2 separate regions of the Homo sapiens genome follow, and region 2 is linked to region 1. The links are chromatin loops, found by intact Hi-C in ENCODE. Cell type or tissue: ovary. All regions are shown on one strand. Each heading gives the region's core, and the rest is flanking DNA. Links, peaks and the distances in the headings are about the cores only.

Region 1 (12,078 bases), core at 2,536-10,535:
AGCAGACTTCAGGGATCCAAATGTGGTCCCACTTGGTCAGGGGGTATGGGGCATCTGTCCCTCATCCTGCTGGGAACAGGAGACAGGCCTTGATCTTCAAGCCTTGGGAACCTGGATCTCTGCAAAGGGCCTTGCCCTTACCCTGCCCATGGGTCCATCCTGGACCATCAGTTGTCCCTTTTACAGCTGTAACTGCTGCTCTGTGACCCCATCCGTGTACTGTGCTGCTGGCACAATCAGGCATTGTGCCCCTAAGTAAACAACCCTGGGACAGAATAAAACTGGTATTGTAGGGTCAACATATAGGAGCCCTATTTGGCTGGCATTTGTTTGGGACCAGATAGACCACCCCCAGCAGGCCTCACACCCTCCAAAAAATGGGCCCTTGACTCTGTGATCTTGCCACACCTGCCCCAGTGAAGGCCCCAGGAGGTGGTGACATGCTCAGACAGGATTCTGTAGGGGCATGTCACAGAGGGCACACTCAGGCCGGGGGGCACCCTCTACCAGGGCCAAGCATGTCTTCAAGCCTCTTCATCAGGGAGACCTTCCTTGACCTCAGCCCTGCTTTCCTGCCTTGTCCTCCTTCCATACTCTTGTGATTTTGAGATGATCCCCTCTGTGGTCACCCTGAAGCCACATCTAAAGATGATGGGTGTATACATTTCATTGCACCCCCACTAGATTTCCAGCTCCGAATGGGTAGGAGCTCTCTGCTGAAGTCCCACTTCCTGGCACAGTGCCTGGCACATAGCCAGTGTCAATAAATCTGCCATTGCATGAATGAATCAATGAATGAATGAAAGAAGGCTTGTTCAGCCACTGATTTGCTCTGGGTGCTCCTTGAAGGAAACCCATGGTCCCTGGCACTGCACCCCTGCCCTCTGTGGAGGGTGTGAGGATCACATCTCGGCAGGGTCGATGCTGGATTGAGAGCACAGGGTGGCTGCCCCACAAAGGTGTCTGTGCTGCAGTGCCCACCCATCAGGCCTTGGTGCCTCCTTTGCCCACATTCCCACCTGGCCTATCCAAGGCGCTTGGGGCCCAGGGAGGCCATTCATTCCGTCTGTGTTTGTTCATCAGCATCAGGGTCTGATAGCATTTCACCTGCACCAGGCTGCCTTGCTTATTGACCAGAGTGACTGCTGTCGAATATGTCTCTTTCAAGCGGAGGGTGAATGTCACATCACTGGCATCTCTCTGAGGCTACGGGGCTCCATCTCTGATGCCAGGTCTGTCTGTTTCTCTCAGGGGAATAGCTCACCTCTGGGAGGCTGTCTCTGGCACTAAGGTCTGTCTGTGTTTCTGTTGGTGACACTGAGCCCCTGTCTCCTTAGTGAGACCCCTTGGGGCCCTTGGGCTCTGATTAATTTCCTGCTCACTGTGGGAGGGAGGTGGAAGGAGCATGGCACTTATTAAGGGACTTCTTTAACCAAGGGACTTGCAGAGCCAGTTCCAGCTTTTGGGCCTGGGGTTCCACAAGGGGCTGTCCTCAGTGGGGCCCAGGCCACCAGCTCAGTCCTGCAGGCCCCACATTCTTCCCTGGGGCAAATCCCCGCATCTGCCTCTCCTGACCTTCGGCCCCCTCCCCTGCAGGTGACGCTTCTCCCTGTTCAGAGATCCTTCTTCCTGCCACCCTTTTCTGGAGCCACTCCCTCTACTTCCCTAGCAGAGTCTGTCCTCAAAGTCTGGCATGGGGCCTACAACTCTGGTCTCCTTCCCCAACTCATGGCCCAGCACTCCCTAGCCATGGCCCAGGTCAGCTCCCCAGGGCCCCTCCCCAGCCATGGGCAGTGTAGCTAGCTCCCCGGACCCTCCCACCTAGAGTCCCAGAATGCCCTCCCCATGTCTGTCCCGGCTCAGCTGCTCCCCCATTTCCCCCCAGCCCTGCCCACTCTGTGCCCCCAGGAAGAAGCCTTCAGCTGGGGGAGGGGTCTAACCTCCCCTCCCCCGCAGTCGCCTGCCCAGGGGCAGCGTGCTCAGCCTGGTGATGTGGTAGGCGACGGGTGGGGGGGCTGTCTGGACACAGGCCCCTTTGTGCCCAGCCTGACTTGGCTGCTTGGTATGAGGCTCAGCTGCTCCCAGATCCTTACCCAGAGGGGCAAGGGGAGGTTTTGGAGGGGCTTGGGGGCTCCTGGCCCTAGCTCCCTCTTCAGTGTCCCGCCTCCCGGATGCTGGTAGCAGCTCCTCAGGTGGGCTGTGCACCTGGCACTGGGTGCTGTGGGGCTGGTGAGGGAAGCTCTGCTTGGCGCCCTCTGGCAGCCACTACTCTCTGCTTCCCTCCTTTGCCAGGCCTGCCTGAAGCTCCTGCCAGCAGAGGGGAAGCCCGGGGAGGGGTGTTGGAGGGGCCACGGTTTCCCTGCTGGGGGAGGCCCAGAGGGTCAGGCATGGAGCACAAATGCCTTGCTGATGGTAGCTTCTCTCCTGTCCCCACAGAATGGTGCTGTGCCCAGCGAGGCCACCAAGAGGGACCAGAACCTCAAACGGGGCAACTGGGGCAACCAGATCGAGTTTGTACTGACGAGCGTGGGCTATGCCGTGGGCCTGGGCAATGTCTGGCGCTTCCCATACCTCTGCTATCGCAACGGGGGAGGTACCCAGTGGGCACAGGGCAGGGACCACCCACTTGGGTAGAGCCCACCCACCAGGGCCTGGGCCACCCTCTCCCTGGCACAGACCCACTCCAGATAAAGGCTGGCCTCTGGCCCTGGCCTCCTTCGCCCCCATCCCTGGCTTAGGCACCCTTTGCCTAAGGCAGGCCACCCCAGACCCTGGCAGTCTGTTGTTGGGGGCTGGCCCTGCCAGTTGGCCCCCTTTGAGGTGAGGAGAGGTGAGAAAAGGACCTAACCCCCCCCCCCCCCCGCCCACAAGGCTCCCTGTTCTATTCCCTGGGGTTCAGCAGCCCCCCTAAATGGTTCAGGGATGTTGAGGATCTCAGCAACTTATGCTTGTGAAATCGCTTGTTTAAACCATCAAATCCCACCCAAGTATGGAGGCTCTGGGACCTGGATTCCACTCCAAGCAGAATTCCTGAGAGCCTCTGTCAAGTTGAAAGACAGGCTGGGGGTGGTGTGCCTCAGCCCAGGCTCCTGCTCAAGCCTGGCACACTCCTCCCTGGGTCCTACCCAATCGCGAAGGTTTTGCTGTTGAGTTCTGAGCAGGAAGCCCAGGGTGAGATCCCTCCAAGCCCACTCCTGAGCCAGACCTCTCCCTGCCTACCAGGCGCCTTCATGTTCCCCTACTTCATCATGCTCATCTTCTGCGGGATCCCCCTCTTCTTCATGGAGCTCTCCTTCGGCCAGTTTGCAAGCCAGGGGTGCCTGGGGGTCTGGAGGATCAGCCCCATGTTCAAAGGTGAGGCCTGGGCGGGGCACTCGCTCACACATACACAAACACACAACGGCCTCTGAGGGCCGTGCCAACTCGCCCATCTGTACAAACATGGCTGACCTCTGTAGAGCCCTGATGCTGACCCCAAGCCCCACATCAACGGCCTAAGCCATGGATGCATGCTGGGACCCATGTTTACTTGGCTGCCACCCTCCCCTCCTACCACGTGTACACACAAAACTCCTTTGCGCCACCCCCCGCCAACTTACCCCTACCAAGACCTTGACCTGGCCTTCCTTTGGCCCTCCATCTCAGCCTGCCCCTTGGGCCCTTAGAAATTATTAACCTCGGGCCAGGCACAGTGGCTCACGCCTGTAATCCCAGCACTTTGGGAGGCCAAGGCAGGCAGATCACCTGAGGTCAGGAGTTTGAGACCAGCCTGACCAACATGGAGAAACCCCATCTTGGCCGGGCGCGGTGGCTTACCCCTGTAATCCCAGCACTTTGGGAGGCCAAGGCAGGCGGATCACAAGGTCAGGAGATCAAGACCATACTGGCTAATACGGTGAAACCCTGTCTCTACTAAAAATACAAAAACAAAATTAGCTTGGTGTGGTGGCAGGTGCCTGCAGTCCTAGCTACTCTGGGGGCTGAGGCGGGAGAATGGCGTGAACCCGGGAGGCAGAGCTTGTAGTGAGCCAAGATCATGCCACAGCACTCCAGCCTGGGCGACAGAGGGAGACTCCATGTCAAAAAAAAAAAAAAGGAAACCCCATCTCTACTAAAAATACAAAATTATCCAGATATGGTGGCGCATGCCTCTAATCCCAGCTACTCGGGAGGCTGAGGCAGGAGAATCGCTTGAACCTGGGAGGCGGAGGTTGCAGTGAGCCGAGATCGCGCCATTGCACTCCAGCCTGGGCAAGAAAAGCAAAAACTCCGTCTCAAAAAAAAAAAAAAAAAAAAAAAGGCCGGGCGCGGTGGCTCACGCCTGTAATCCCAGCACTTCGGGAGGCCGAGGCAGGCGGATCACGAGGTCAGGAGATCAAGACCATCCTGGCTAACACAGTGAAACCCCGTCTCTACTAAAAATACAAAAAAATTAGCCAGGCGTGGTGGTGGGCGCCTGTAGTCCCAGCTACTCGGTAGGTTGAGGCAGGAGAATGGCATGAACCCAGGAGGTGGAGCTTGCAGTGAGCCAAGATTCCGCCACTGCACTCCAGCCTGGGTGTCAGAGCCTGGGCAACAGAGCTAGACTCCATCTCAAAAAAAAAAAAAGAAAAGAAAAGAAAAAAAAGAAATTATTAACCTCACCTCCTCCTGCTGGATGCTGAGGCTCCTCCCCCCACCCCTCCCCTCCTGCAGGAGTGGGCTATGGTATGATGGTGGTGTCCACCTACATCGGCATCTACTACAATGTGGTCATCTGCATCGCCTTCTACTACTTCTTCTCGTCCATGACGCACGTGCTGCCCTGGGCCTACTGCAATAACCCCTGGAACACGCATGACTGCGCCGGTGTACTGGACGCCTCCAACCTCACCAATGGCTCTCGGCCAGCCGCCTTGCCCAGCAACCTCTCCCACCTGCTCAACCACAGCCTCCAGAGGACCAGCCCCAGCGAGGAGTACTGGAGGTGAGGCACCTGCAGGACCTGGGGTGGGGGGAACCTGGTGGCAACCCTGTCCCCACTGGGCAACCATCTGAAGACAAAGTAGGGTGCCTGCTGCAGGTTCAGCCCGCTGCTGGGCTGGGAGAGGGTAGAGGTGAGTGAAGAGTTTAGGAGAAGAGCCTGATGTACAGAAAGCAATGGAAGATGGAGGCCGGGCACGGTGGCTCATGCCTGTAATCCCAGCACTTTGGGAGGCCGAGGCGGGCAGATCACGAGGTCAGGAGATCGAGACCATCCTGGCTAACACGGTGAAACCCTGTCTCTACTAAAAATACAAAAAGAGAAAAGAATTAGCCGGGCGTGGTGGCAGGCACAGGAGAATGGCGTGAACCCGGGAGGCAGAGCTTGCAATGAGCTGAGATCGCGCCACTGCACTTCAGCCTGGGCGACAGAGCAAGACTCCATCTCAAAAAAAAAAAAAAAAGAAAGAAAGCAATGGAAGATGGAATGTTGAGTTGCAGGATCTTTACAGAGTAGCCGTGAGGAAGGCCGTCAGAAATCCAGCAAACCAGCCTTCAGAGGAGACTCAGGGGAAAGGGGGGCAGATCCTGGGGAGAAGAAGAGTGTGGGCAAAGGCTCTGTCCCAGATGAGCAGAGGCTGGCCCCAAAGCTGAAGGGAGCCTACTCTGATGAGAGTAACAGGTGTGGGGAGAATGCATGGGCTTCAGGTGGCCTAGGAAGTGGCACTGCCTTCATAAAGAACTTGCCAGGATTAGGCTTAGACTTGATGATGCAGAACAAAAGACGCCATGGAAGGTCTCTGAGCCGGGGGTGCCGTGATCAAGACATCCTGGCACATTTTGTTCAGAGGCGACAGAGACCAGAGTCTCAGGCCATCCTGCTGTGCCCTCCACCCACCAGTTGGAAATTCCCTGTGTCTTGCTGGGGAACCCCTGGGCAGAGGGCTTTGGGGGCATGCTGGCAGGCCTCCACCATTTATTCCACAACATTCACGCCTCTGCTCTGCCAGGCCCTGTGTCCCCATGGTAGGTATGAACAGCCCAGAGCCCCTGTCCTGAGGAGCTCACAGGGCAGTGGGGAGACAGATTGCTAATCACAGTAGGGCAAGTGCCTCGGTCCAGGTATGTGCAGGGGTGTCACAGAGACACAAAGAGGTAGTGCTTGGTGCTAAGGGGATGGGGCAAGACCAGGCAGTCAGAGCTTCCCAGAGAAGGGAGAGAGGAAAGTAGAGAGATTGGGAACCACATGAGCAGGTGAGCAGAGGCCAGAAGGAGGCAAACTGGAGCTGGGGTTGGGAGCAGGTGGGACGCTGAGTGACAAGACAGAAGAGGCCAGCAGGCATCATATAACACAGGGCCTCCCATGCCAGGCTAAGGGTTTGAGGCTTTTCTCCACATGTGATGGAAAGCCATGGCTGAAATGTACAAGGGTCTGAGGATACCGCAAGTCACCACAGGGCCTCTAAACCCAGGTCCAAGTACTCTGACCCTGAAGGACTCAGCTTCCCTGTGCCAACCTCTGGGCTGGGCTGTAGACACTCAAAGACAGGTAAGACAGGGCCACTATTCTCAAGGACCCAGAGCATAGAGAACACAGTTGCTGTCCCCCAGAGGGGCATGGGCAGACTCAGGCACTCAGTTACCAGACAGGTCATTTCATTTGTCTTTCATTTTTTAATTTTTAACATCCTAACATTTATTTTCTTTTTAAAAAATACACCTGGAACTGAATGGACAGATGATTTCTTTTTTTTTTTTTTTTTTTTTTTTGAGACAGAATCTCGCTCTGTTGCCCAGGCTGGAGTGCAGTGGCACGATCTCAGCTCACTGCAACCTCTGCCTCCCGGGGTAAGCGATTCTCCTGCCTCAGCCTCCCTAGTAGCTGGGATTACAAGCACCCGCCACCACGCCTGGCTTGTTTTTGTATTTTTAGTAGAGACAGGGTTTCAACATGTTGGCCGGGCTGGTCTCGAACTCCTGACCTCAGGTGATCCACCCACCTCGGCCTCCCAAAGTGCTGGGGTTACAGGCATGAGCCACCACACCCAGCTGATTTCTTGAGCACCTACTAGGTACCAGGTACTGTTCTCAGAGGGGAGAGAGGGCAGGGAGGCAGACATTGTCCTCACGGAGCTGCCGTCCGATGGGAGAACGAGCAGATATTGCTGAGTGAGGCGTTTTATTACATTTGAGGCATGATGTGGACTGGTCAACTTGATCTAGTCTGGGGTGATGAACCTTTCTGGAAGCTCCCAGAAACACAAAGCCTTGTGCAACCCCACCCCCAGATGCTCCAGTGGTGGTTGTCCCAGGGACTGACTGCCAGAGATTCCCAGCCCTGGGCCCACCCAGGGCAAAGCTCTAGAGATTTTATCCAGTAAAATCAGAGGGGAAGAGCCTTCAAAGAAATCTGGCTGGTGGAGCCGCTGCACTCTACTCCCCAGCGCGGGCTGGAGCCAGGCCTGCCTAACTGGCCACTGTCCCATGCGGGATACCTTCCCGGCAGCACGGCTCCCTGCTGCCCTCTCCTGGAGATCCAGGGAAATGGCCCTGAAGAGAGCAACCCAGGCTGGCTTCAGCAAGGGAGGAAAGGAAGCACCCTTATTGTTGAGCACCTACTAGGTGCCAGGCATGTTATCTAAGTAGATATTAGTATCCATATTTTCAGACTCAGAAACTGCCGTTTAGAGGTTAAGGAGCTAGGCAGCAGTCGCTGTATCAGAATCTGTGTGTGTTGCGCCCGTCTGGTGCTGCTGTTGCTGGGTGTGCCGGGGTGAATTAGGTGGGGGTGGCTGTGCAGGTGTTTAGTCCACACTCTCCAATGACCCTTTGGACAGCTGCGCGATCTCACTGGAGTGCCACAAAAACCCTGTTAGGTAGCTTGTGTAGGGATTTTAAAAATCACCATTTTACAAATGAGGGAAGCTAATCAAAAGTAAGATGAAGAGACTCTAAAGCGAGAGAAGCTCAAACGGCAGATTTCTGAGCCCATGTCTGCCTCTCACCCACTCACCCTTCTCACTCAGGGTCCTCCCCTCCCTCGCCACCCTCTTCACAATCTTGCCTTCCAGTCCCCTGTGCTGGTCTGATACCTGCTACTGGGTCCTAAACTCGTGACCAGGCCTTCTCACCTCTGCGGTCCCTGTGGGGCCCAGCTCCTGTCCCCCAGGGTCTTCATGGCAGCTCTGGAGTCACACAGACTCCTCCCAAATCCTGGCTCTGTCGCATATTAGCTGTGGCCTTGGGAGGTCGTTCACAGTCATTTGTCCATGAAATTGGGCAGTCGTGATACCTACCTGGTTTTAAAGACAAAATGAGATAATGCAGCCTAAATCACTAAGACTGCTGATAGGAGCTCAGGCAGCACAACCACAGCCCCTGTGGGACCTGTTCCTGAGGGTCCTGTTCTCAAGGCACTCACCACCTGGCCGGGGAAATAAGATTTGTCATGTGGAGACATTTTTAAAGCAACGCAGAGTAATTCTGGAGATGTCATGTGTCAAGAGGTCACTTGTAAATACGTTGGGTTCCAAATGTCCTTAGGCTGTTTGATCTCAAAAGCATGTGGTCCAAAACCAAAACCAAACAAAAAACAGAATATGATGCCCTAAAAATAAAGCTAGAATTCATCATTTGGTTTCCAGGCTAGCCTTTTAAACTCTTCAGTCCCTAACACTGTAACGCTATATTCTTGCAGTCAAAAATAATATAGGCCAGGTGCGGTGGCTCATGCCTGTAATCCCAGCACTTTGGGAGGCTGAGGCAGGAGGATTGCTTGAGCCCAGGCATTCGAGACCAGCCTGGGCAATATGGCGATACCATATCTCTACAAAAAATACAAAAATTAGTTGGGCATGGTGGTGCACACATGTAGTCCCATCTACTCGGGAGGCTGAGGTGGGAGGATCGATTGAGACTGGGAGGTCGAGGCTGCAGTGAGCCATGATTGTGCCATTGCACTCCAGCCTGGGCTATAGAGCAAGACCCTGTCTCAATAATAATAATATAAAACACTACCTGTTTAGCATATATGGTTAGACAAAGTATTAAAAAATCCTTCAGGCCAGGCGTGGTGGCTCACGCCTGTAATCCCAGCACTTTGGGAGGCTGAGGCAGGTGGGTCACCTGAGGTCAGGAGTTTGAGACCAGCCTGGCCAACATGGTGAAATCCCCATCTCTCCTAAAAATACAAAAATTAGCCCAGCGTATTGGTGCATACCTGTAATCCCAGCTACTCGGGAGGCTGAGGCAGGAGAATCGCTTGAACCTGGGAGACGGAGGTTGCAGTGAGCCCAGATCGCACGAATGCACTCCAGCCTGGGTGACAGAGCAAGACTGTGTCAAAAAAAAAAAAAATCCTTCAAACAAGAAATGGTTTCTTTACTTTGAATGCTGGTGCTGGAGGTAGAGCAGTTGTTCTTTGCCCTCTTCCCTGAGGGCTGGGGAGATGCCCCTGCAGGCCTGTATGCCCAGCACTTAGCACAGGCCCGGGCACGTAAATGTCTGATTGATCAAAAGATCACAGCTGGTATGACATAGGGTGCCAGATGGAGCCACCCAGAGGGGAGAAATTTGGGTCCAATCTTTTTTTTTTTTTTTTTTTTTTTTGAGATTGGACTTTTGCTTTGTTGCCCAGGCTAGAGTGCAGTGGCACAATCTCCACTCCCTGCAACCTCCACCTCCTGGGTTCAAGCAGTTCTCCTGCCTCAGCCTCCCGAGTAGCTGGGATTACAGGCACCCGCCATCATGGCCGGCTAATTTTTGTAGAGACGGGGTTTCACCATATTGGCCAGGCTGGTCTTGAACTCCTGACTTCAGGTGATCCACCCACCACGGCCTCCCAAAGTGCTGGGATTACAGGTGTGAGCCACCACACCCAGCCAGGGTCCAATCTTTACTGAGCATTCCACTGCTTCCCTCAATTTATCAGAGATAGAGCTAATTGGTGCACGTGAAATGCTCACTGGTGGCTTCCTGGAGGAGGTGACACCTGACAGAATGAGGAAAAGGCATTCCTGAAGGGAGAAGTGTGCAAACAAGGACCTGGGCTGAGCCCAACTGGGGACAAGGAGATCTCCTCGCCCAGGAACTAGGAAGACCACCCAAGCCTGGGGTGTGGCCTCCAGGAGCCCTTGAAGGGCCTGGGAAAGGCTGCAGAGCAGTGGACTGTGTTGGGCTCCCCAGGGGCTGCAGCAGGTGGAGGGGACTGGGCCGGCCAGGGCTGGGCCCCTGAAGTAGCTCCCATGTCACACAAGGTGGCTGCTGGGACCTCATGACAAAGGAGGGTACAGCCCGGGTGGGCCCTGGGCCTTGGGAATTTGTTGCTGGGCAGCGGCGGCTGGCCCTCAGTGACAGAGTCTCCCCTTCCCAGGCTGTACGTGCTGAAGCTGTCAGATGACATTGGGAACTTTGGGGAGGTGCGGCTGCCCCTCCTTGGCTGCCTCGGTGTCTCCTGGTTGGTCGTCTTCCTCTGCCTCATCCGAGGGGTCAAGTCTTCAGGGAAAGCAAGTACCCCTCCCCAGCAGGGTCTGTGCCCACCCAGAAAGACCCTGCCCCCTACCTGGGTTATGTGTGTATTGCAGGGAGGGGATGCTGAAGGGACTCCGGAGCCGGAGAGGGACCAGGGGGCTGGTGGTGATTAGGGAGCCAGGGTGGTGGTGCCCAGGGGAGGGGAGAGCCCAGAAGAGTCCATGGAGCCCTCTTGTGCCAGGTGGTGTACTTCACGGCCACGTTCCCCTACGTGGTGCTGACCATTCTGTTTGTCCGCGGAGTGACCCTGGAGGGAGCCTTTGACGGCATCATGTACTACCTAACCCCGCAGTGGGACAAGATCCTGGAGGCCAAGGTGGGAAGTGAGGGAAACCGGAAGGGGGCTGGGGAGGGGCCAGGGAGGTGCCTGCCTCTGCCCACAGCTCCTCACCCACCGGTCCTTCCCTGCAGGTGTGGGGTGATGCTGCCTCCCAGATCTTCTACTCACTGGGCTGCGCGTGGGGAGGCCTCATCACCATGGCTTCCTACAACAAGTTCCACAATAACTGTTACCGGTGAGTGCTCCCTGCTGGGCTGAGGCTGCCCCCTTCCTGCACTCTCTGCAGCCTGATCTCAGCTCCAGTGCAGCCATGGGCCCACGAGGCCTCCTTTCCCCTCATGATCTTGAGGTTCTGGGAATACTGGTTCTGGATAAAGTTGTTGGAGAATGAGGAGAGAGGTTTAGGCAGGAGAGAGAAGAGAGATAGGGACAGTGATGTCCCAGGGGTCTGTGAGGACTCAGGCAGCTCAGGCTCCTTAAAAATGCCCAGAACAGACCAGAAAAGGAGTTGGGGGCCAGGCTCAGTGCTTCACGCCGTAATCCCAGCACTTTGAGAGGCCAAGGCGGGAGGATCACTTGAGCCCAGGAATTCAAGACAAGCCTGGGCAGCATAGTGAGACCCCATCTTTCTTTATAAAACATAAAAAAGAAAATTAGCTGGGTGTGGTGGCACACACCTGTAGTCCCAGCTACTTAGGAGGCTGAGGTGGGAGGATTGCTTGAGACCAAGAGGTCAAGGCTACAGTTAGCTGTGATAGCGCCATTGCACTCCATCCTGGACAACAGAGTGAGACCCTGTCTCCCACTCCAAAAAAAAAGAGTTGGGGGTGCCTTTGTACCTAGAACTTTCCGTGTCTCCATGTCTCCTCTTGGCCCAAATTGGGGAGAGGGAAGCTGAACTCTGTTTTCCTCCCCATCAGGGACAGTGTCATCATCAGCATCACCAACTGTGCCACCAGCGTCTATGCTGGCTTCGTCATCTTCTCCATCCTCGGCTTCATGGCCAATCACCTGGGCGTGGATGTGTCCCGTGTGGCAGACCACGGCCCTGGCCTGGCCTTCGTGGCTTACCCCGAGGCCCTCACACTACTTCCCATCTCCCCGCTGTGGTCTCTGCTCTTCTTCTTCATGCTTATCCTGCTGGGGCTGGGCACTCAGGTACGAGGTGCAGGACGTGGACCGGAGGCTTGGGGAAGGGAGGGGACAGGAACAAGGGGCAGGTCTCCGATCTGACAGCCACATCCTGCAGTTCTGCCTCCTGGAGACGCTGGTCACAGCCATTGTGGATGAGGTGGGGAATGAGTGGA
Region 2 (12,078 bases), core at 2,563-10,562, 640 kb before region 1:
AGGTAGAGGGCGAGGAGTTGTCCCATTTATACACAACATTGTAAACATACACGGTCTATATTACATGTGCTTCAGTCTGGTGTTTGCATGTCTGTCTGTCCGTCTGTCAGTATGGGGGCTGGATCTTAGGAGCCGTGCCCCACTACTCCCCCAACCCCCACCTCCCTGCCCCACCCTGGGAACAGAGCTGGAACAGGTATGGCCCCCAAACCATAGGTGGGAGCCAGCAGGTAGTGCCTGGGCCACAGCCTCTACTCTGGCTCCAGAGTCCTGCGTGTGTAAATGTGTGTGTGTGTACGCATGTTTGAGTATGTGCATGTATGTACATGGGGAACCTGTGTGCAAGTATGTACAAAGGGAGACGGTCACTGTCACAGAGGCTGGGGGCAGGTGGGGCTGCTGGAGGCGAGGCCTGCCTGGGGCAGATAGCTCACAAGTAGATCCTCCGCAGGTCTCCGGGCGCTGTGATCGTGTTGCACTGAGGGCAGAGCTTCTTGGCACCCTGCAGGGAGAACAGGGAGGGCTCTGGTCTACACAATGAGCCATGTGTGCGCATGTGAGCACCTGGGCCTGCAGCCATGTCTCTCTGCACCAGTGTGTGCTGAGACCTTGGTCCTGTCAGCCCAGGCTGGGGACGCATAGGCAGCTTCTGTGAGCAGGCAGGCACGCTCCTGTGTTGGGGGGACGCCAGGATCAAACCGCCTGGCCAGCCCCGCAGCAGGAGCCCCAGTAATGAGAACAAGGCTGGGTCCAGCTGTGGCAGCCGCAGCCCTAACGAGATTACACGCGGCCTTTGATCAGGACACAGAGCCCACGTCCGAGCCTTTTATTACTGTCTCCGGGCGACATTTTAATGGCTGCTCCTGAGCGAAGAACAGGGGCAGGAGCAGAAGGAGCTTAGTAATGGGAGGGGGAGGGGCCAAGGCCCTGGTCCTGTTTACCTACAGCCAGCCTCCTCCTGACCCCAGGCCTCACCAGTCTGTGTGATGCAGTGGGCCTTCGGGGACCGGGGCGGGGAAGGGAGAATGCAGTGAACTCATGGAGGGGGAGAAGTTCCTAAACCTGCAGTTGGGGAGGAGAGGCAGCGAGCCTGGGGGTAAATATCCTGCGGGTAAATATCCTGGCTCCTGGCTCTGTTCTCCTTTGCGCCATGCTCCCCACTTCCCCCAGGCAGGCTCAGGCATAAGCACAGACATCTGGGCAGTGCCCGGAGCGGCCTCCCATTCCCCGACCCCCATGCCACCTCACCAGGGTCCGCAGCCAGCACTCCTCGCAGTGCACGTGCCAACACTGGATGGACGTTAGGGGCATCGAGTACGAGTCCTAGGGAGGAGGGGGCAGAGAAGGGGTCACTCTGAGGTAGGCCCACCCTCTCCAACTCCCCCAGAGGGCGTGGAAGCCTGACCAAGGGCACCCCTAGGTTCTTTTCTACTCACCATGCAGATGAGGCATTTGTAACGGTCCCCACGAGATAGCTGCCGTTCAAGTTCTCTGACCCGAGCCTTCAGAGCCTCAAACGTGGTCACAGCTGAATCTTCGGTGATTCTGTAAAAAGGAAGGCATGGTTGGGTAGCAGGCTGGCATCTCTCATCTGTACCTCCAGCCTACGCCTCCCTTGAATTCCAGAACCAAATACATAAATGTCCCCTAGGCATCCCTGCCTGCCCCCTTTCTCTGATAACCTGAATCTGCAAATTCCACATTCCAGAACTAAACTCCTCACCCTCTCTATTCCTCCATTCCCATTCGGATGAATTTCTACACCAGATACCAGGGAACCATTTTCAACCACTCCTTCGCAGTCTTCCCAACCACCCAAATCTGTCATCTCTCCTAGTATCTCCGGCATCTCTCCTCACCACCATGAGTCCAGGCTCTCAGATGTCTTCCACCAATTCCACCACTAACTTTTTCCAGACAGCCTTTCTGCCTCCAGGCCCCTCATCTCTATTCCACTCTCCCAGCGCCTAGAGGAATTTATGTTCTCAAAGCAAATCTCTCGTGGTGTGACTTCCAACATTCCAATGTCCCCCTTGGAGTAGAGAGCTCCACTACACTCCTTGGTCCAGCCCCAGCCCGCCGTACCCCTGAGGACCTTGCCACGCATTTTATGCTCGACTCCTATGTGTCACCATCCACGCCACCTTTTTCACTGCCTTGGCCTCTGCACTGTGATCCCTCTGCACCCCCTCGCCTGACTCACTAGCTCTGCCTCATCATTCAGATCTAGTTTTGTTCCCATGCCCTCCCAGAAGCCTTTTCCAGACCCCTGAGCCAGCACTGCACAGTGGCTCTCACAGCCCCCCGTGTGAACTCCACCACAGCAGTGTAAAGTTCCTGAGTATGGGTTCCCTGAGGGCGGGCTGCTCACTCCACCAATACTGACTATGGCCAAGAGCCCCACCTCAGGCATGGGACGTGAGCAAACACCTGCTGAAGAAAGGGCCCGTCCAAACTCCAGGGAGAGGGGGACAGATGCAGGGACTAGGCGTGTCCCACATGATCTAGGTCTCTTTGCCACAGCCCTGGCCTGCCTCCAGGGCTCCTTGTTACTTCCTAGATATATCAGATGCCCTGGTAGTCCTGTGTGTGGGCCAAGCCCTGCACCTGAAGGTCCCTCCTGCATTTCCAGGACTCCTTGGGCTGCACTGCTGAACAGGGAATAGCTAGGACTCTCTCAAGGAACCTTCCCACCCTCCTAAAACAAATGAACAGGATCCAGGGGAGCTCACAGATGGAGAAGAATGCTTCCTGGAAAAGTAGAAAAGATGGTATAGGAGACTGGCCTTAGGGAATAATAATGATAATACAAATAAAATAGCTAAAATTTATTAAGCACTTACTAAATGCCAGAGATTGTACTGAGGGATTGATAATTATCTTATTTACACCTTACAAAAACCCCATAAGATTCTAATATCTCCATTTTATATACAAAGAAACTAAAGCACAGAAAGATTAAGTAGCTTGCTCAAGGTCCCCACAGAGTCAGGGAGATGGGATTCAAACCTGGCAGACTGATTCCATGATCAACTAATAACTGTGTGATTGACCATGACTATACTGGCTACACCCAGGAGGAGGTGGGGCTCCAGGCCAAGGGAACAGCAGAAACAGAGGCCAAGAGGCCCAAGAGCCCAGTCTGGCTAGAAGGCCCACATGTAGGCAAAGTGCTACAGTAAGAAAGGAGATGGCATGCAAGAGGACCTCAAATGCCACACCTGAAGGAGCTGAAGTTTATCTCGTGGACAGCAGGAAGCTGCTGAGGATGCTGGAAGAGTGGGGGTACGAACAGCTCAGGTTTCACAGATGTACTCAATCAGGAAGCAGAGGCTGGACTGAGGCGGGGGAATCATAAGGGACGTGGACTTTGGGCAAGGACAGTCTCCTGGGGGCACCTGTTCTGCAGTTTAGGGGAGACAATTGGCTCAGGAAGCTTGAGAGCTTACAGGTGGCCTGTCATTGCTGGATGTGAGTGGTAATGGGAGTGCAGGGAGGGTAGTGGTCCCATTTCATGGGCAATACAACTTCAATCTCTGGCCTTTTTCCTTTGGGGAGCTAGCAGCAACACAGAGCGTGACTCCTTAGTGGCTGTGTCCTTGTATCAGGGACACTTAAATCCATCACCCTAGGGTCCATGATTCCCTCTGCCTTGCCTCTTTCCAGGGATGCCAAGAAAGGCTCTGACTCTTTCCTCCTGGTACTGGCTGATTCCCTGGGGGCTTCCATTTAGCTCTCTGGCTCTGGAAGCCTTTACCATCCCTTCCCTCCTCACAAGCCTCCGAACAGCAGGCTCCTTCCCTGGCATTTTGCACAATGCCATATGTGCCATCCCCATCTGGATTACAGGTAAATTCCTGATAAGGAGACAAGGATTTGTAGCTGTGCTCCCTTCCACTCCAAGGACTAAGCTGAGAATTTGCCTAGTCCTATATAGTTATGTCAAAGATGGGGAAACTAAGGCCTGCAGCTGGGGGCAGCCTACACCAGAATGGAGAACTAACTCCCAAACCCCAAATCAGAGAACTAGAGCTGGAATGGCAAAGAAGGATGAGGCCAGGAGAGAATGAAGCCATTTCCCATGCCATCTCCAAGAGCTACAAGGCCCCACTGAAGGCCAATAGCCAACTCCAGAGCCTACCTATCCTGGATGTGCTCAGCACACACCTGCCCTCCAATCTTGGCTCTGGCGAAATACCCAAGCCTCCAACCCCTGGTCCAGGCTGGCTGTGAGCTATTCCTGAGTCCCTCCAGGGCATGGGGTGGGGAGATTCCTGGAGGAGCCATGGCATCCTACCATTCCTTTTCCCTGAGTAGTAAAACAGATCTAGGGCAAGAAATAGAGAAATCACGGGGACTGATGGGCCCCAGTCTCAGCAGATCCAGACCCAGTGGAGAGCTCTGCACATGACTGAGCCAGTCTCCACCTCATCATAGAGATCCCTGCCTACGGGTGCCTGTGCTCACACAGGTGGGACAGAAATCCTGGCTCCCCCCAGCCTTGGGTGGGTTGTACCTTCATGGAAGCCACTGGCTCTGCCCCCACCTCCCCCTCGGGCGCCATCCCTGATTAATGATCTTGTCTTTCTGATTTATGAGCAGCCCCTCCAGACGAGGGTGGGTGCCCCTTACAACCCCGCCCGCCCTGCTCAGCTGGAGTAGGAGAGAATTATTAAATAAACATCCATACGTCATTCCTCCCCACCACAAGCTGGTTGCGCAGAACCCATACGGCCCGCTCCGGCGCTGACACGGAGCAGCTGCGGTGATTCATGGGCAGCCGGGCCCTGCGCCGCGGCCCATACATCATGCCAGCAGCACTCGCGGCCCCGGCCGAGATAAACTGATCAACCACAACGGGCTGGAATGAATTTATGACAACACAAAATGGAGGGAAACAAATGGGAGGTGACCCTGGGCCACCGACCCGGCCCTGCACCGGCCTCCAATCCACTCTCCTGGCAGGAGGCAAAGATGGAACACTGGCCCTGGAATGAAGAGGCTGCCTTTTAACCCCAGGCAACCTAGCCTGCAGTCAGAAGGTGGGGTGGGTACTGGAGTTAAGCAATGACCAATGGCAGCAGCACCAGGCAGCCTAGACTGGACAATGCCATCTCCTGAGGCCAGAACTGGCCTTCCTTGGGCTTCTGGGAAGGCAGGAAGATGCCCAGCTGATACCAAATCTTTGTGGTTCCCAGGGATCCAGGCCAGGGGTTGCTCAGCCCTGGGCAAAGTGCTAATGGATCCCTTTTCCTCTGCCAGAGAACCCAGGCCAAAAATTCCTACCAGAAGTGATGATACCCAATGTTCCTGCCTAAAATCCACTGCGAGTGCCACCCGGGACAAGAAAAATGAAACCAATTTAGCTCCCGATTAAGAAACAGAAACTGGAGATGAATCAAGTGTGCCGGCTGGGCTGGGCGGCCATACATCACATTCCCCGGGCGAAGGCCGCCGCAGCAGGCGGGCAGGCAGGCAGGCAGGCGGGTGGACTGCTCCTCCCACCGCCAAGGCTTCTGGGGCCGTGGCCCAGTGATCAATTCACAGAGTCACGCTTAGCACCAGCTGGGCTCCACTGCCGGCCGTGTGCCCAGGGCAGCAGCACTGAGCTGCACTTGGGAGGGCCAGAAGCCCTGGCAGCAGGCCTTCCTGCTAGCAAAGGGCCCCTCCTCCCACTGAACTGTGGTCCCAGGGCTCTCTCCTGGCCAAACACTTACTTCTCGATGTCGCTGTTCTTGCAGGTCTTCTGCATGGCCTCCTGCTTGCTGCTTTCACCATTGCTGGTGGATGGCATCTCTGCTGGGACAGAGGGGCAACTCACACTCCGGCCAGACTGGGCAGCACAGGTGAGGGGTTGGGCTTGAGTCAGTCACCACCATCTAGGGATACCCCCTCTCCCCCATTACTCCTAACCTGGGGCAGGACTTACCATCACTGGCCCATTTAGAGAACTCAGGTGTGATGCGCGTGCTGGGAGGGCCGCCACTGGAGGAAAGGAGGGAGGAAAAACAAAGTGAGGCCTGAAGGCGGGCAGGACAGCCCTGAGGGTCAGTACTGCGTTAACCCCTGCCTCAGGGCTTCCTGTTTCTCTGCTCCACCCGCCCAAGCCTGTGCCCACACTTGCTTTAGGACTGCGCCCCGAAGTGCCTCTCTCTCCTTGGCTTCACCAGGCTCCTCGCCTGTGCAGGGGATGACATCAGCCTCTGTGTATCTGGCATGGTGGTCAAGGACAATGGATCCTAGTTTGCAGCAGGCTATGAGGGTTGAATCCTCAGGAGAGCATGGCCCTCCTGGCCAAAGCTGAGACTCTGGCCCGGGGGGTGGTGCAGGTGAATACTAGAAGAGCTACTTTTCTTATTCCCTGTGCCTGCCCTATCAGCCCCACCAGCCCCCATAGTGCTCCAAGGATACTGTGGCTTCCCATACTCCAGAGTGTCATCCCCATCCACATCCAAGTCAGCATCACTGTCCGGGTTCTCTTTGCCGCTGCACATGATGAAGCCAGAGCCTGTGGGAAGCAGGGTGTGAGGAGGGCCTGGGGACAAGACGAGGCCAAGGGTGCCCCTCCTGTTGCCTCCAGGTAGGGGTTAGGCTTTGGACCTGATAAGGCCCAGAGGGAAACCTGGGCCTGGGATGTATAGAGCCAGATACTTCAGTGCCCCTGACCCTGACATTTCAGGCCCTTCACTCTGCAAACCTCATCTTTCTCTGCTACTGCATGCTGCTCCAAGTGGTCTCTGCTCATAAACTAGCCCATTCATATATTATGTCACGTCCTCGGGGACACTCAGCCCAGGCCTGCTGTCCACCTATCTTCCAGGTCTAGGAAGAACAGTAAGAGGACAGAAAAATTCAGGTCTAGGAATTTCACAGGAAAAGAGTGGGGCCTCCCCTATGCCCCATTATCCAGCCTGACAAGTCCATCAGAGGAGAGAACAGGCTGGCTAAGGCCAATCAGAGCCACAGAGTGGGACCCCCGGCCAACATCCTGATTTTGGCCGCTAGGTCCTTGCCAGCAAAAACACCAGGCAGCTGTTCAAATATTTGGTGTCTGAAGCGCCTGACATTAATTATTCATCTCCACCTCACTCAGCCCAGATTCCTGGACAAGTGCAGTTATAAAGGGATTAAGAAGGGACAGACGAGGGAGGACAGGCATGCACACCTACTTCTCAAAGCAGTCCATGAAGGCAACCAGGCTGAGCGGAGGCCAGGCCATGGGCCACGCAAGTGGCTGACCCCTGAGGTGCATCTGGCACAGCCACAGACGGACTCTCAGCTCAGAGGGAGGGGCGAGCTGCTGGGGCTACACCAGGCCTGCTCACCTGCCAGGCGATCTCTCTGACATCCAGGACCACCCTTCCTGATAGCCTAGGGTCAAGTGCTATAGAGCTGTTCCCCCCAGCTCCCCACTTCCTCCTAGTGGGTCTCAGACCACACCTCACTAGCCAGCACAGCCCTGCCAGGGACAAAAGAATGTGAGACTCTGTGGCTACTGGGATCAGCAAGGAAATCCTTAAAGAAGTGAGGAAGCAGCTTAGTATCTGCCTGATGATTTCAGACATTTCTGCTTGTCCACTCTTTCCTCTCAGGTCCTTATACTCTCATTAGGGTATGTCTTGTAGGGAGTCCTCAGGCCTCTTATCTGTTCCTTCATTCTGCTTACCACTGAGTTCTGACCACCTTTCCTCCTGCTCCAAAACCATTGATGGCTCCCCACTGCATGCACAACCAAGCCCAGGCTCCTCAGCCAGATCCATGAAGATCTGGGTCCATTTATGTCTTTACTCTTGCTCTCTACTAATTCACTCTGTAAACCCCAAGCATGTGCACACACAGGCTGCTCACCAAACCACAAACATAGCCTGTATATGCTGCTCTTAAGACCCCTGCTCATGCTATTCACTCCATCTGGAATGTTCTCCATTTTTCAAGCCCTGAAAAACACTGAGTCTTGATCCTTCTCCCTTCTACCCCACCAGTCTCTGGTCTCACAAAGACACCACCAATCCCAAAGGCAAGCAGCATCGGGAAGGAAAGATGCCAGGCACAGCCTGCAATCCACCTCTCCCTGACAGTCCTCATTTGCCCTCTACCCTGAGGCACTGACACACTTGAGGCAGCAGGCAGGTCAGGTCAGCAGCAGGGCCATTAAGCTGAGAAAACACCAAGTTACAGCTCTGTCTCCTGTACACGGCCAGGTGTCCTGACAAGCAATTCCCGCCTTGTGGGTGAGTGGCACCTCCATAAACCCTCTGACAGTTTGGGAGACAAACTCCACCATCAATCAGAATGTAGCTATCAGGTTCACTTACAGCTTGCGGCACCCAAGTCCTGCCAACCCCCCTTCCCCAAGTACACGCAGCTCAGCAGCTGGCCTCACATCTTCTGCTCGGCCTGGCCCTGCCTAGCCCTGCCTTATAAGTGGAAAGCAGAGAACCCTGGCACCACATGTGAGCCCAATATGGCTCCATGGCAAAGCAGAGAAAACAGGGTACCCCAAAGCTGCCAGGAAAAGCCCCAGCTTCTCAACGCAGAAAGCAGCCCTGTAGCCTGAAGTCCTTTTCTCTGTAGTCTTACTGCCCACCATGCCTGGCCCAGGACTCATACTCCATTAAACAGAGCTACTGTGGTCTCCCAAATCCTGTGCTTTCTCATGCCCCCATGCCTCCGCACCTCCTGCTCTCTGCCTAGAACCTTCTCCCTCCTGGTCTACAATATACATGCCTGCTCCTTTGGCAAGTCTGACTCAGCCCAACCATGCCTCCTACCATTAACTCACAGTGCCCACACAGAGCAGCTGCTCTCTAAATCCCTGCTAAAGGAAAGAACTCTCACCTCAATGCCATTCTTTCAACCTTTATTGGGCTCATCCTCTGTTTGGCTCCATGTTGAGAATAGAGAGCTTCAAGATCTGATCCCTATCCTCATGGTGCTCTGCGTGGCAGATGGGGCTTCCCACGTTCTTATACACAGGTGTCCCTTCCCTGGTGTCCACCCAGAATCCTGTGTAACTCCAAAATCATATTTATTACCACCTATTGTCACTGTCCCTCACCAGAGTGGAAGCTGCAAGGGTCCCAAGTTTGACTCACTGTTGTGATCTCAGCATCACCCAGCAGAGCTGGCCAGGCTGATGGCTGGTGCCACACAGCACACCCCAGCAGTACTGGCTAAACACTGGCGACACTGCTCTATTAGGTCCTAGTTAGCTGGTGGCCTAGAGAAATCTCTCAGGATACAACTTTCCTTATCAGATCCCAGCTCCCAGCCGGGCAGCAGCTTTCTGTTCCGCTGGCCAGTGAGGCAGGATGGACAGCACGACACACTTTGTTTGCCAAAGAAAAGGCCTCTGCCTCTGGTCTGAGCCATTCACTCTGACCCTGACCCCATCCTCCAGCTGAGACAGATGTTGGGAACCTCTCCCTACCCCCACAGGTGTTCAGAACAGGCTGCTGCTGCCAATTTCACTCTTGTGCTGCCCCAGCCTGCTCCAACCTCTTTCCCAGCACATTAAACTTTATTTTCTTAATGAAATGTCACTTGCTGACTTCTGGCAGAATCATAATAAAAAGAAACGGCCATAAAGCCGTTTTATGCAGACAGCGCCCCCGCCAGCTTGCCCCCCCTCCCGCTTGGAGAGGAAGGCTCCACAGTCGTTTGATGTTCTCAGCTGCTGGAATATCCCAAGCCAGTACTCAGAGGCAAGATGGCACAGACAGCTCCTTTCCAAGTCTCTGGCTCCTCTTCCATGTAGCTCCAGCGATAACAGGCAAGCTGCCACTCCTACTACTGCTATCTAGGGAAGGAACTCAGCCCCCAGGACCTCCAAGATGGCCCAGAGTACCCTTCAGTCACCAGGGAGGGCCTCTTGCTACAGTTCTGCCCCAGCTTAAAGTGGCATAAAGGCCTGAGCCCCCACCCATAGGCAACCTAAGCCTGATGGTCAATGATACCCAGCAGGGTGGTGCCAGAGTTGTCCATTCCTGGCGGGGTGGGTAGTGCAAAAAAAAATATCCTTCTCCTCACAGTGAAAACTGAGCAACAAAGAGGGAGAGAGTTAAGTGCAGAAATGAAACACAGGTCTACGTTTTATAAAAACGACCCTTCTCCCATAAACTCATTTCTTCCTGGGTTATTGAGAAGGGAGAAAAAAAAAATCAGTGTTAATTTAATCAATTGATCAGATGATCGATTGAGAAACTGGAGATGCCCGTTTACTGGGGGCAGTATCGTCCTGGAACCTGAAACCACAAAAAAGGAGGCATCGATTTCCTCACCTGCTGCTCCCAACAAAACCAGAGCCCAGGGAGAAAGGAAACGTCTCGGGGCCCTCCAGGGGCCTGTGCTCTCCAACACGGAGGGCAGGGGCAGCAGCTTCCGGCGAGTTTTACACTGGAATTAGTTACAGATGCAGTTACGGTGTCTTGTGTAAACGCCATCGATTGGGGAGCTGACAGTCTGGGGAGCTGCGATGCGGGACAATCAATCGGCCTGCAGTGTCACCTGCCACCTCGCTGAACAGTTGACAATGCAATTATCCAGTGTGGAGGCAGGGAGTTGGCGTGTGTCAAACGCACTTAGCCACTTTCCGGGCCTCCTCGATAACGCGTTTCACTGCCTCACGTCAGGAGAGACGCAGAGAGACAGACGCCGTTTAAAACCATTGATACTTGCTCCTTCTGCCTGCACTCCCTCTGTCCTAGCTTAACAATTGTGTTCCAAAAGGCGATTAAATCCCATCAGTTGCCACGGGGGACAGAAGGTGCCTTGCTCCTTGCCACCTCTCCTCACCCCTCCCAACAGGCGACAGAGAGAACTAAAGATGGTAGGGAGTCACAAGGCAGCAGCCCAACCCTCTCCACTCCAAGACCGCCTCCAGCAGTGTGCTGTTCCAACACCTGTCACTGGCTGGACCAACAGCAGAGCTGCACTGGGGGACATTTTTAGCACCTGGGGCTCCCTTCTTTTGAGAACTAGCACACCAAAGAAGGCAGCAGCTAGGGCAAGGCCTATGTGCCCATGCCCTGGGGCTTACAACACCTCTTACCCCCTTGCCCCATACTTCTGGCGCTGAAGTTTTATCAAGAAATAGCCAGATAAAAGATTTGTGCCAGGCCGGGTGTGGTGGCTCATACCTGTAATCCCAGCACTTTGGGAGGCCGAGGTGGGTGGATCACCTGAGGTCAGGAGTTCAAGACCAGCCTGGCCAACATGGTGAAACCCCGTCTCTACTAAAAATACAAAAATTAGCTGGTTGTAGTGGCACATGCCTGTAATCCCAGCTACTCGGGAGGCTGAGGCAGGAGAATCTCTCGAACCCAGGAGGTGGAGGTTGCAGTGAGCCGAAATCGTGCCACTGCACTCTAGCCTCCAGCCTGGGTGAAAAAGTGAGACTCTGTCTCAAAAATAAATAAATAAAAAGGAAAAGAAAAGAAAAGAAGAGAAAAGATTTGTGCCACAGCTGCTCTGCCTGTTTGCTTCATGACTTCTCATCCAGCTACTTGGAACCGGCTTAAATGTAAGGAACTCATGAAAGATAAGAAACGCTTCAGGCCAGGACCTGAGCAGGACAAAGACCCTGCACTGCTGACTGTCTTAACACCCTTCTTTTCCCTACCCACTCCTCCTGTTTGGTTCAGAGGGGCTTCATGCTGGATTTTAGCAACGCAGTCACCGCCAGGGCTTAAAGATACAGCTGCAGGCTTCCATTTCCTGTGAAGCTTCCTGGGAAATTTCTCCATCTCACCACTCTTGTGCCCACATCATTGCCACCTTATTTGAAACCAATCATTCCCATGTCCTCTTTCCAGCATGTCCCTTCCAGATGTGAGGAGCTCTGGGCTCCCCAATGCAGTTGGGTGAACTCTCACTGGCAACCAACACACAGGAGGGACCATGGTTCACCACTATAGGTCTCTTCTCCAGGATCCAGGAGCTGGATGGAGGACAGGAGAGGAAAGGCATGGCTCCTTAGTCACACACCTCCTTAGACTACAGGTGGAAGCAGGCTTGTCTTAAGGGCTGTATAGTTAGGTTCCCCTGTAGTCTGCTTCTCTAGCCTAGAAGCCCCTTGCT

Evidence for each region. Hi-C counts contacts between places; a loop is a spot of excess contacts. Peaks named below come from ENCODE experiments on the same cell type or tissue, not always from the same donor. Only the 100,000 strongest peaks of a DNase experiment are listed, where the experiment ranks them.
Region 2: it touches region 1 in a loop (2.4-fold over the local background); 5 of 110 quality-filtered maps call a loop at or near these places.

The regions. Positions count from the first base shown.
Region 1 is chr1:44,001,241-44,013,318 of GRCh38, reverse strand. It overlaps SLC6A9 (solute carrier family 6 member 9), which reads left to right. Exons shown (of 14, transcript NM_001024845.3): 3 at 2,437-2,593; 4 at 3,223-3,354; 5 at 4,696-4,966; 6 at 10,334-10,466; 7 at 10,673-10,807; 8 at 10,903-11,006; 9 at 11,692-11,929; 10 at 12,021-12,078. Among named protein-coding and RNA genes, the nearest start is that of CCDC24, 16 kb to the right of the region's middle. RefSeq lists an enhancer at 2,040-2,705 and silencers at 7,543-7,602, 7,429-7,635. In ovary, for the core only: a CTCF peak has its summit at 7,500 (motif pointing left); a DNase peak (open chromatin) is centred at 7,438.
Region 2 is chr1:44,639,128-44,651,205 of GRCh38, reverse strand. RNF220 (ring finger protein 220) reads right to left here. Exons shown (of 15, transcript NM_018150.4): 9 at 6,412-6,508; 10 at 6,125-6,211; 11 at 5,930-5,985; 12 at 5,718-5,796; 13 at 1,437-1,545; 14 at 1,249-1,323; 15 at 1-502. The coding sequence ends at 431. It overlaps LOC107984950 (a long non-coding RNA gene), which reads left to right and starts at 1,540. Exons shown (of 2, transcript XR_001738031.2): 1 at 1,540-5,846. RefSeq lists an enhancer at 341-922. In ovary, for the core only: no CTCF peak of the experiment used is centred there; no DNase peak of the experiment used is centred there; H3K27ac peaks cover 751 bases.